2 separate regions of the Mus musculus genome follow, and region 1 is linked to region 2. Evidence: chromatin contacts called from ENCODE Hi-C data. All regions are on one chromosome and are shown on one strand. The core of a region is the stretch at or near the end of the contact, and the rest is flanking DNA. Distances in the headings are between cores, read along the strand shown. Region 1 holds the start of Nudcd2 (NudC domain containing 2). Region 2 holds the start of Rars (arginyl-tRNA synthetase).

Region 1 (5,457 bases), core at 738-3,237, 4.9 Mb after region 2:
GCTACAGAAAATACCATGCCAGACACTTTGTAGACATAGGGAGAACACACCAAATTTTAAAAAAAAAAAAAGTTAGATTCCCTCCTTTATCCCAGGATGCTTTAAGTTTCCTTGAGGTAGAAAAAGCTGCCATGGACTTACAAATATTAAATATCTGACATATTATCTTTGACACTGTAAGCCTTAACTACTGCTCCTTAAAACCAAACAGCAGCTGAGCCATGTGTGTTGTGCAGGTCTCTTAAGTTTCAGTACTTGGGAGGTGGCAGCAGGAGTACAAGGCTAGCCTGTGCTACAAGAGACCTTGTCTCAAAACAAAAACATCTACCCTGTTCTGTAGAACCTAAGTTGTCTGAGTTCCCTGGAAATGGTGTGGCCATGGAGATGGCTGTGTCTGATCACTCACTTGACCTTGTGAATGGAGGAACGTTGATAGAAACCAGATAGAGACTACTAACCAGTACATGCTACAGAGGATATAAACCGGCCTTTCATCTTCCGCTCCATCACTTACTTGCTGGCTGCATAATATAGTCAGAAACTCTCTCAATGTTCTCATTTGTAAAGAGTACAACTTTGGTACTTTTCTCGTCTAGCTGTTCAAAGGAATAACATATAGACCTTACGACAGTACAGCTGCACAGTTAGCATCTATCACCTCACACCCAAGGCTCTAGTTACTTGTGCATAAACCACAGCCCTTAAGAGCATAGCATATATCCTTGGAAGTCTGGGTTCCCACTCCATTTCTGCCAATTTAGTTTCATAAAATTGAGTGGATTTCAGTCTCATTTTTCATTTACTTCCAACATGCTATTAATTTGTTGTAGGTGTGAGTTACTGACAGTCTATGTAGCTCAGGCCACTAGGTCTGGAAGTGTCTATTTCTTACAGGTGAAAACATTAAAAATTACTTTATTCTAACTGTTTAAATGCTATCACCATCTACACTCAATTTACTCTGTCATCTACACACCAAGTTCCACTATTCTATTGTTAAAATGCTGAACATTACTTAAGAATTGTTTCATGAGATGGCTCAGTGGGTAAGAGCACTGACTGCTCTTTCAAAGGTCATGAGTTCAAATCCCAGCAACCACATGGTGGCTCACAACCATCTGTTATGGGATCTGAGGCCCTCTTCTGGTGTGTGAGGACAGCTACAGTATACTCATGTTAATAAATCAACCTTAAAAAAATAAAATATTAAAAAAGAAATTCCAAAGAACTGTTTCACGAGTGGAAAAGAATCCGTGGGCAGCTGTCTTTACTGAACAGATTTCTCAGTCTTTATGCTTTTATATCTGAATGCAATGTCAATGCAGAAAATTCTAAAGAGAGTAACTTCTTTTTAAAAAGAAAAGTAGCGCCTGCCAACTCCTAATCCCCTTCAACCAGCTGTGGTTTCTCCATGGTGTTGATGGCATATTTTGGAATCTCACGCTTGAAGACTCGCTGTGTGCAGGGATGACCTCATTTCACGTAGGGCCGCGTCTCTACCATCCCACACTGCGCTAACCAGGTGTTTACTGCGTGAATTTGGAGAAAAACAAACACCGCCCCAGCCCTAACCTGGCTTTCGAATGACTGGGAAACGAGGGCACATCCCCTTCCCACCCTGTTCCCCCACCCGTACGTACCCGAAGGGTCATTGAATCTCTTCAGGGGCGCCTTAGGAAAGGACATTCTGACGCCTGGGTCCAGATGAGACAGCAATCAAACGCCCCAGCAAACTGTCAGCTCGCCTGAATTCAAATTTACCTCAACTTTCCCCCTCAGCCAATCAGAAAACCTAAACCTATCTGGCCAATCCTGCATGGTCCAAAGAGCATGCGCACTAGATTCCTACCGCCGCCCAATCGGAAGGTTTGTAAGTTTAAGCTAGTAGCCAATAAGAGGCTGCTCCTGATCGTCGCCGCAAACAGCTCTATCCAATCACTTCTGGTTTTACTCAGTTTTACTGGGTAGCCCAGTTCGCGCAAGCGCACTTCACAGGCCGGTGGACGCGTCGGAATTTTGGCGTCACACAGGTTTAAAGATCGCAGGCACTTTTCTCCTTTGTTCCGGCGTCAGTGTTCTTTGGATGTCAACATCTCTAGGCTTCGGTCGATTTCACCAGGGCTCACGAGTGTCTTAAATGGGCTCTGAAAGGGAGAATTTTGCACACTCGGACACGCCAGTTTGGACTCTTGCGCATGTGCAGTGACCCCAAGGCGCCGAGGGCAAGCCCAGAGCCTAGTCCCGCCGGTGTAGTGCTCTCCCGGAGCCGTGTGCCTGCGTGGCGTCTTCAGAATGTCCGCCCCGTTTGAGGAGCGCAGCGGGGTGGTTCCTTGCGGGACTCCGTGGGGACAGTGGTACCAGACCCTGGAGGAGGTGTTCATTGAAGTCCAGGTGCCCCCCGGCACTCGCGCGCAGGACATCCAGTGCGGCCTGCAGAGTCGGCACGTGGCTCTGGCCGTGGGTGGCCGCGAGATCCTCAAGGTAGCAAGCCAGGGCTTGTCCCGAGTTCCTTCTTCTGGCTTTCCCGCACCCCGAGCCCTAAAATTCACGGTGTCAGAGGGATGACTGCTGGGTGTGGCAAGGTTAGTTCCTGGCTGGTAGAAAGAAGTGGTAAATTGTTCTGGCGAGGGGTCTCCACGGAGCACTGCACCCACAGAGCAGATTTTGCGCGGGTAGAACTCAAAGATTTTGTTCTCCACTTTATTTCTAAAATAGGTTTGGGGTGCTTTTATTTCCTCCGGAGTTCCTGCTGACAGAAGGCTAAGTAGGTCAAAAGAACGAATATGCGTCTTCTGGGCACCGATGGGAGTCCCAGAGACTAGACAAAAGGATTCTGAACTCTGTTCATGACGTGTAGGCTAATACAGGCACTTACAAGCAAGGCTAGGGTAATGGGATGAGGATTCCAAGATGTCAGATTGGTTTTCTAAATAACAAGTTTCTTGCATGTTGATCTTCATCGTAGTGAAAAGGTGTGTGAAGTTACCTAATTTCACCAAATTTTTAATCTGGTCACATTTCCCCGTTTTTGGTTAAGAATTTATTAAGACTCACATAACAATCAGGCTATACTTTACACCTAGATTAGATGCATAGCCTGTTGGAGGATGACTGTATAATGTAGTGGTGAACGGAGACATGATACTGTGTTTTGTAACCTTGGGCAGGAGAAGGAAAATTAGTCAACAGCTAATTGGATATCAATTTCTGCAACATGTGATTTGAACCTTTTTAAGAAACTGGCCTTTTCTAGTGCCAGCTTCTCAAAAGAGATTGAACTAGCTTTAATAACATTGAGTTTAAAAGAGAGAGCACTTTTAAGGCAGGTGTTGTGGTGCACGCTTTTAATCCCAGCATTTGGGAACCTTAGGCAGGTAGATCTCAGCTCAGCGAATTAGGCCAGCAAGCCAGATGTACTAAGCCAGCTCCATGACTCCATAGAGCAGTGGTTTTCAGCCTTTCCTAATGCTTCGCTCCATTAATAAAGTTCCTCATGGCCGGGTGTGGTGGGCACACGCCTTTAATCCTAGCACTCAGGAGGCAGAGGCAGGGGGATTTCTGAGTTTGAGGCCAGCCTGGTCTACAAAATGAGTTCCAGGACAGCCAGGGCTTTACAGAGAAACCCTGTCTTCAAAAACAAACAAAAAAGTTCCTCATGCTGTGGTGGCCCCCAACAATAAAAACAGTGTCCTTGATACTTCATAAGTGTAATTTTGCATTTACGAATCTGTCATTAAATATCTGGTATGTAGGATATCTGATATGTGACCTTGAAAGAGGTTGAGATGAACAGGCTGAGGACTGACAGACTCTGCTTCAAGAAAACAAAACATAGTCACCAGGTGGTGGCTGTACACACCTTTAATACTAGCATTCAGGAGGCAGAGACAGGATTTCTGTGAGTTTGAGGCTCTTGGTCTATAGAGCAAGTTCCTGGGCAGCCAGGGCTACACAGGGAACACCCACCCCCTTAAAAAATGCAAAACAAAAGAAGGAAAACAAAAAATAGGACATTTTTTCTAGTTTTAGTAGGAGTCCCTGTCTTGTTCATATTAATTAATTGGTAAAGCGTTTTATATGTTAATGTTGCGTTCTATCATAAAGAGTAGTATGTCTTCTCCTGTTTTGTGTAGTGGTGGTGGTCCCTGTGTGTTTCTTCCATGGTAAAGTTGTCAGATTTGTAAACTGGACTCTGATTAGGCGAAAGTTCAAGGTTGAGCACCTACAGGTAGGGGAACTTGGCCTAAGATGTGCCTTAGCTTGGAATGAGCCAAATCTTAATGATGAGAATTTATAAAGCTTAATGAAATACTGTAATTCTATTACCTTATATTGATTTTCCAGGGGAAACTGTTTGATTCTACAATTGCTGATGAAGGAACATGGACTTTGGGTAAGAGAAATCTGTTATGATTCATACACTTAAAAATTGGATCATGGTATCATTTCTCCTTTATATTGTCTTGTCTTTGTAGCTGTGAAAGATGGAGAAAAACGTGTTGAGAGCAATTGTCTATCAAAACTACCTAATAGGGGGCTGGTGAGATGGCTCAGCGGTTAAGAGCACTGACTACTCTTCCGAAGGTCCTGAGTTCAGATCCCAGCAACCACATGGTGGCTCACAACCACCCGTAATGAGATCTGATGCCCTCTTCTGGTGTGTCTGAAGACAGTTACAGTGTACTTATATATAATAATAAATAAACTTTAAGCAAACAGACAAAAACAAAAAAAAAAAATAGTACCTAATAGCCTTTGGAAAGTACAATGTTTAATGATGCACTGTAATTTCTCTGTAACTACTTTCTTTTTATCTTAGAGGACAGAAAAATGGTCCGCATTGTCCTGACAAAAACCAAGAGAGATGCAGCAAACTGTTGGACTTCTCTTTTAGAGTCTGAATATGCAGCTGACCCCTGGGTGCAAGACCAAATGCAGAGAAAACTTACATTAGAGCGATTCCAGAAAGAAGTAAGTCAGATGTGGGAGTGAGTGTGTACAGATACTCCATTCAAACGCACAGGGGGTCATAAGCTATACAAAGGTGTAAAAAGCCTTTTAGGTGAATTTTAAAGTGAATGGTTAGAAAATTGCTTATTATGTAGGTTTCAAATTTCACAAATGTATGCATTTCTGTAAGACCGATGCTGAATGCACACCAGTAATTCATGAATAATTAACCTAAAGAACTGGACCGCTGTAGGTATATAGTATGAAAGGGAGCTGTCCCTTCATTGGATTCTCCACCTCTTGCTTCTGCCTCTTGATCGGCCTTTTTTAGTGGTAGTTTCCACCGGCATCATGCTGACTTCCAGGTATATGTCTGACCTAGACTTCTCGGTTCCTTGTTGCGTATACTCATTTTTCTGTCTGCCAGACGTTTTGTGTCCAAGGTGAGCAATCTAAGCAATCTAATTTCGCTCCCACATTTATTCTACTTTTTATTGTAGTTAGTGG
Region 2 (5,042 bases), core at 322-2,821:
TTAAAAGGGGTATCATAATAAACTACTTAAAAGGGCCCTGGGAAGCCAGTGCCGCCCCACTTTCTCCAGCCTAATGAGTCCTAACTTGCCTTATGCAGGAAAACTGATTTCTAAACAAACTCCTCTTCTCAATTCTTATAGCACGTACTTCTAGAATCTTCAGTAACAACAACAACAGCAACAACAAATTATTTGAAAACATCCGGAGCACTTACCCTTCGAAGAATATTCAGCCTATACTTCAATTTTAAATTTTCTTCTCGTAACTGTTCCAAACTTGGAGAAGCTTCCAAGCAGCCACAGTTCTTCAGCCGGTCGATCTCAGCAGTCAGAGCCTTAATCTCCCTTTCCTGTAAGGGAAAGGCAACTTTTCCAGGTCAAACAAATGCTTCCCGGATAATGGCAAACCTTACCACAGACTTCCTCATTTCGCTCTCCACAACATGTGGGGTAGAAAAATGAGAATGGACTTTGCAATGATTTTACTGACGTCAGCAATCATCCTTTATGAGATGGAACTGAGTTCACATGTGTGTGCTGGGGATGAGGGACTGCGGGGCAGAGAATATAACTCAGCCAAGTGTGCATGGCAGTACACATCTCCAGTCCTAGCAGTTGAGAGGCTGTGAGTTGAAAGTCCAGGGCCAGAGTCAAACACGGAAGTCTCTTCTTTAGCTAGGTGCATCCTGATTTAGTCAGAGTACAAGTTTCTGGCTTTACTACCTGTGTTGCTAAATCTAATGACTTGGGACTAAAAAAAACCAAACCAAATCAAAAACGACAAAACAAACCAACAAACATCAGTAGGAGTTGGGGACTTGCACCCCTCAGTGCTGCTTGCCACACATAGGCCTTGGCTCTGGGTTAGATCCCGAGACAAAAAGGAGTCAATCCATCTTTTGTCATATTCGAAATCACTCAAGTGTCCGTCTTTGCCTTTTCTGGGTCTACGTAAACTTCATATATATATGGTTTTTTTTTTCCCCATCTCTCCAAGATCTGCTACTATTCACTGGACTCAGCAGTAAAGAGCTTGTCCATTTATTTTGCACCTCGGGGATGATTTGCATAAAAGCAGTTATTGTCCAGGGAAGACTTAGACAAACTGAGTTCCTAACGCTAGTGTCTAGGCCCGAAAAAGAAAAGGGGCTGGTCTTACTTTCGTTTTTCAAAATTGTGACACTGTTCCAGACCAACACTGGCGGCTTCTTGGGAAGTTTCCGGCTGGGTCTCAGGGCACACCTGTCCTGCTCTAACCTGGCCTGGGCGACCAGCAGAGTGAGCCTCGCTCGCTGTCCACCCTCTCTTCTCTGAGTGACAGTCGCACGACCCGGCCAAGAGGAAAGGGCCAGCGGAGCAGCAAGGCTTCGCAAGCCCCGAGGTCCCGGACTGGGGTCGCCGCGGCCGCCTGTGGAAGCCACTGCGGACTCTGCCCCGCCGCCGCCCGCTCCAGAGCCCTCCGCCCCGCCCAGGGACAAACCTGCTGCAGCAACCGCGCGGAGCACTGAGCCACCAGACCGTCCATCCTCTCGTCAGCGACTCACATGCCAAGCGGCCGGAAGCGGAAGTGTCTAGTTTGGGCCGGAAACGGAAATTCCTACCCGGGTAAGTCACTGTTTTTGGTTTTTCAGGGCGCGCCCTCTGCTGCCCCCTAACGGGATCCAGGAGACACTGCGAGAGAGGCGGGGAGCAGGCCAAAGCAACCTACCCTCTGCTTGGAGGCATGGCGCGGGCATGGGCACAGAACCCATCCCTCTTTTGTTTTGATTTTTTGTGTTTTTTGTTTTTGTTTTTTTCGAGACAGGGTTTCTAGCCCTGGCTGTCCTGGAACTCCCTCTGTAGACCAGGCTGACCTCGAACTCAGAAATCCACCTACCTCTGCCTCCCAAGTGCTGGGATTAAAGGCATGCGCCACCACTGCCTGCAACTCATCCCTCTGTTAAACAGGCATTTTTGTTGTTGTTCACATTAAGGTGCTAGATACTCTCTCCAGGATGTGAAGATGTTTAGAATGTATGATAAAAAAAGGTCCTTAAACTAATGGAGACTGCCTGAAAGGGGAAAGAGAAAACAATGGCTTTCCTTTTCATTGTATGTGTAGTGCGCGCGTGCACGCGCACATGTGCATGTGTAGACTTTTTGTATTCCACTCTGACCTTTGACTCTCCATCCTCCTGCCTCAGCCTCCTTACCAGGCAAACAATGTTTTAATTACCAAGAAAGGAAGGTGGTACAATGACTTGAGCCAGGCAGCCTCTTGGAGCATCTCTCAGGCTCTTCTGTTCGTTTGAAAGATGTAGCCCAGGGTAGTCTTGCATTTAGCTGAGCTTCTGATCTTTTGTCTTGAACTTCTGATCTTTTTCTTTCCACCTTCCAAGGGTCGTGGTAACGTGGTTTTACCACCAAGATGGATTTAGTTCACGTTAAAATTTACTTATCTTCATCCTAAACAATAATATCTATGAATCCATGGGCTGAGTGTGTGGGCTAAAGATGCTACATATTAAATAAATATAGGACTTGAGAGGTGGCTCAGTGGTTGAGAGCACTGGCTGTTTTTTTTTCCCCCAGAGGTCCTAGTTTGATCCCAGTATTCACATGGCAGCTCACACTCACCTATGAACATGTAGTTCCCTGGGATTTGATGCTCTCTCCTGGTGTGCAAGCATACATGCAGACAAAACACCCATATACATAAAATAGATAAACTTTCAAAAACAATCAACATATTATTATAGATAATAAAGAATGCAGCCATATCTACCTGTGTTTTCTTTTTGCTAGGTAGAGCGGGCTGGCCTAAAACTCAAGCATTTCCTGTGTTCTGGGATTACATCTGCTGCCTCTCCGGGCCTATAGTTTTCTATATTGTCACCAGTGGTACCTATACCCACTTTGAGAAAATGCTGCATTAAGGCACTTGGCTATCACCACAGCACATAAAAAAATGTTAAAAACACACACACACACACACACACAACACTGTGATTGCTGTGAATTCATTCCAGCCTGAGTTAGTGAGTTTTAGGACTGTAGAGTAAGGACCTGTCTCCAGGTAAGCAAGCAAACAAGCAAAAAAAAAAAAAAAAAAAAAAAAAAAAAAGGAAGAAGGAAGGAAAAAAAAGAGGTCACAAGCCACTGAGAAACGCCTATGTTCCCATTGCTACACAGCCGGATTGGAAGGACTTCGACTTTCCTTCAGTCAGTCAGTAATTGTCATGTGTTAGGGAATACTGTGTCAGGAGCTGAAATGGTGAACAGGTGTGTCTGGTGCGTGAGATATGAAACCTAGGGAATCAGATACATATGGTTGGCCAGAAGTACATAACGTCAAGCCTGCTATTTCCAATTAGCTTCATTTACCCACTATCCTATAGTTGGCAGAAATTGATGGCTATCCTTACCATATTCCCATTAATACATTCAGTTAGCAACGTGCTCTGGGGATAGCTGTACTCATGGTATGGGTCAAAGATATGGAAATGAGTTATTCCAGAAGCATCTAGAATATAACAAGTAGAATATAGACTTCACTACTGTGGCTTAACATTGCGACTTAACTTATAACAGTAGAGAGTGACTCTCAGCACCGTGGATCTACAGCAGCGGATGCTGGATCTCAGTAATTCGGTCTACAATAGCAAACACTGGATAAACAATGCAGGGCTTTAGTTTCCAAAGTCTTGTCTTTAATTCTTTTCTTCCAGTGCTGGGATTAAGCCCAGGGCTTTGTGTTTGCTAAGCCACACTACTATTCTATTGAGCCACATCCCCAACCCCAAAACTTGGTCTCTTTCCTTTTGTTTCTTTCCTCTTCCTCCTCCTCTTTCTCCCCTCTCCTCGACCCGCCCCCCCAAGGTTTCACTAAGCTAGCCCTGGATATCCTAAAACTTGCCATGTAGAACAGGCTGGGCCTGAATAGTACAGGGATTAAAAGCACATATCAGAATGCCTAGCTGAGAAAGACCCTTTCTTTATAAACAAAACAAGACCTGCGGTTAAGAGCCCTTGCTACTCTTCCAGATGACTAGAGTTTCTGGCACTCATGTGAAATATAGGTGGCCCATGACCCCTCTATAACTCTAATTCCAGGGGACAAAACTCTGCTGGCCTTCATGGGCATCTTTGGATATACATATAAATAAAAGGAATCTTTAAAAACAAACAAGGCCATCTTAGACTACAGTATAAGTTTGAGACCAAGCTGATGTCAATATGCAACCAAATAAAATAAAATAAAATTCACATTGAGGTGGAGAGGTGACTCAGAGGTTAAGAGCACTGATTTCTGTGCCAGAAGCCCCGGGTTCAAATCCCAGCACCCACATGTTAGCTAACAACTGTCTGTAACTCAGTTCCAAGAGGACCCAATGACCTCTTCTGGTCTCTATAGGCATTGCACCCACATGCAGGGGTGCACACATCTGTGCAGGCAAAATACCCATACACATAAAATAGAAGTGAACATAATTCTATCCATCCATATTCATCCACCCATCTTTAAAAAAGCACACAAAAAAAGTCATGCTGATAATCCTAGAAAGGCTATGGCAAGACAATTGTTTTGAGTTTGAGGCCAGCCTGAACTACACAGTGTGACCCTATCTCAGAATAACAAGACCACAAGATCATAATCGTACCTTCTGTATAGGATATTGTAAAGATAACCCAGCTAAAAATAAACTTTTAGTGATTAGAGCTGTGGTGAGGGGAAAGATGTGATTCTATGGCTCTTGTGTAGCCTTTGCACTTGGTATGCTTAGGTACCTCCTTTTAAAATAATAAAACTAGGCTTAAACTTTGTTTTAGTTTGAATTATGTGTACTTGTGTGTGTCAGGCTATGTGCATAGGAGCATGAGTGTATGTTATGGCTGGTTGTGAGCTGACTGACGTGGGTGCTGGGCACCAGTCATCAGTTCTCTGGAAGAGCAGTAGCATTCTTAACTGCTGACACATCTCTCAATGTCCCATTAGTCATTTATTTATGTGCATTGTGGGTGCATGTCTGTCTGTGCACCATATGCATACTTGGTATGCACAG

What was found. Hi-C counts contacts between places; a loop is a spot of excess contacts on that map.
Region 1: a map of heart shows a loop between it and region 2 (9-fold over the local background). The contact joins the promoter of Nudcd2 here to the promoter of Rars in region 2. A Hi-C loop is called at or near these places in 3 of 37 maps with a recorded cell type or tissue (T-helper 17 cell, T-helper 2 cell and heart).

Annotation. Positions count from the first base shown.
Region 1 is chr11:40,731,674-40,737,130 of GRCm38, forward strand. It overlaps Nudcd2 (NudC domain containing 2), which reads left to right and starts at 1,988. Exons shown (of 4, transcript NM_026023.5): 1 at 1,988-2,481; 2 at 4,345-4,393; 3 at 4,820-4,971. The coding sequence starts at 2,293. Hmmr (hyaluronan mediated motility receptor (RHAMM)) reads right to left here and starts at 1,764. Exons shown (of 18, transcript NM_013552.2): 1 at 1,641-1,764. The coding sequence starts at 1,686.
Region 2 is chr11:35,832,957-35,837,998 of GRCm38, forward strand. It overlaps Rars (arginyl-tRNA synthetase), which reads right to left and starts at 1,572. Exons shown (of 15, transcript NM_025936.3): 1 at 1,481-1,572; 2 at 216-350. The coding sequence starts at 1,525.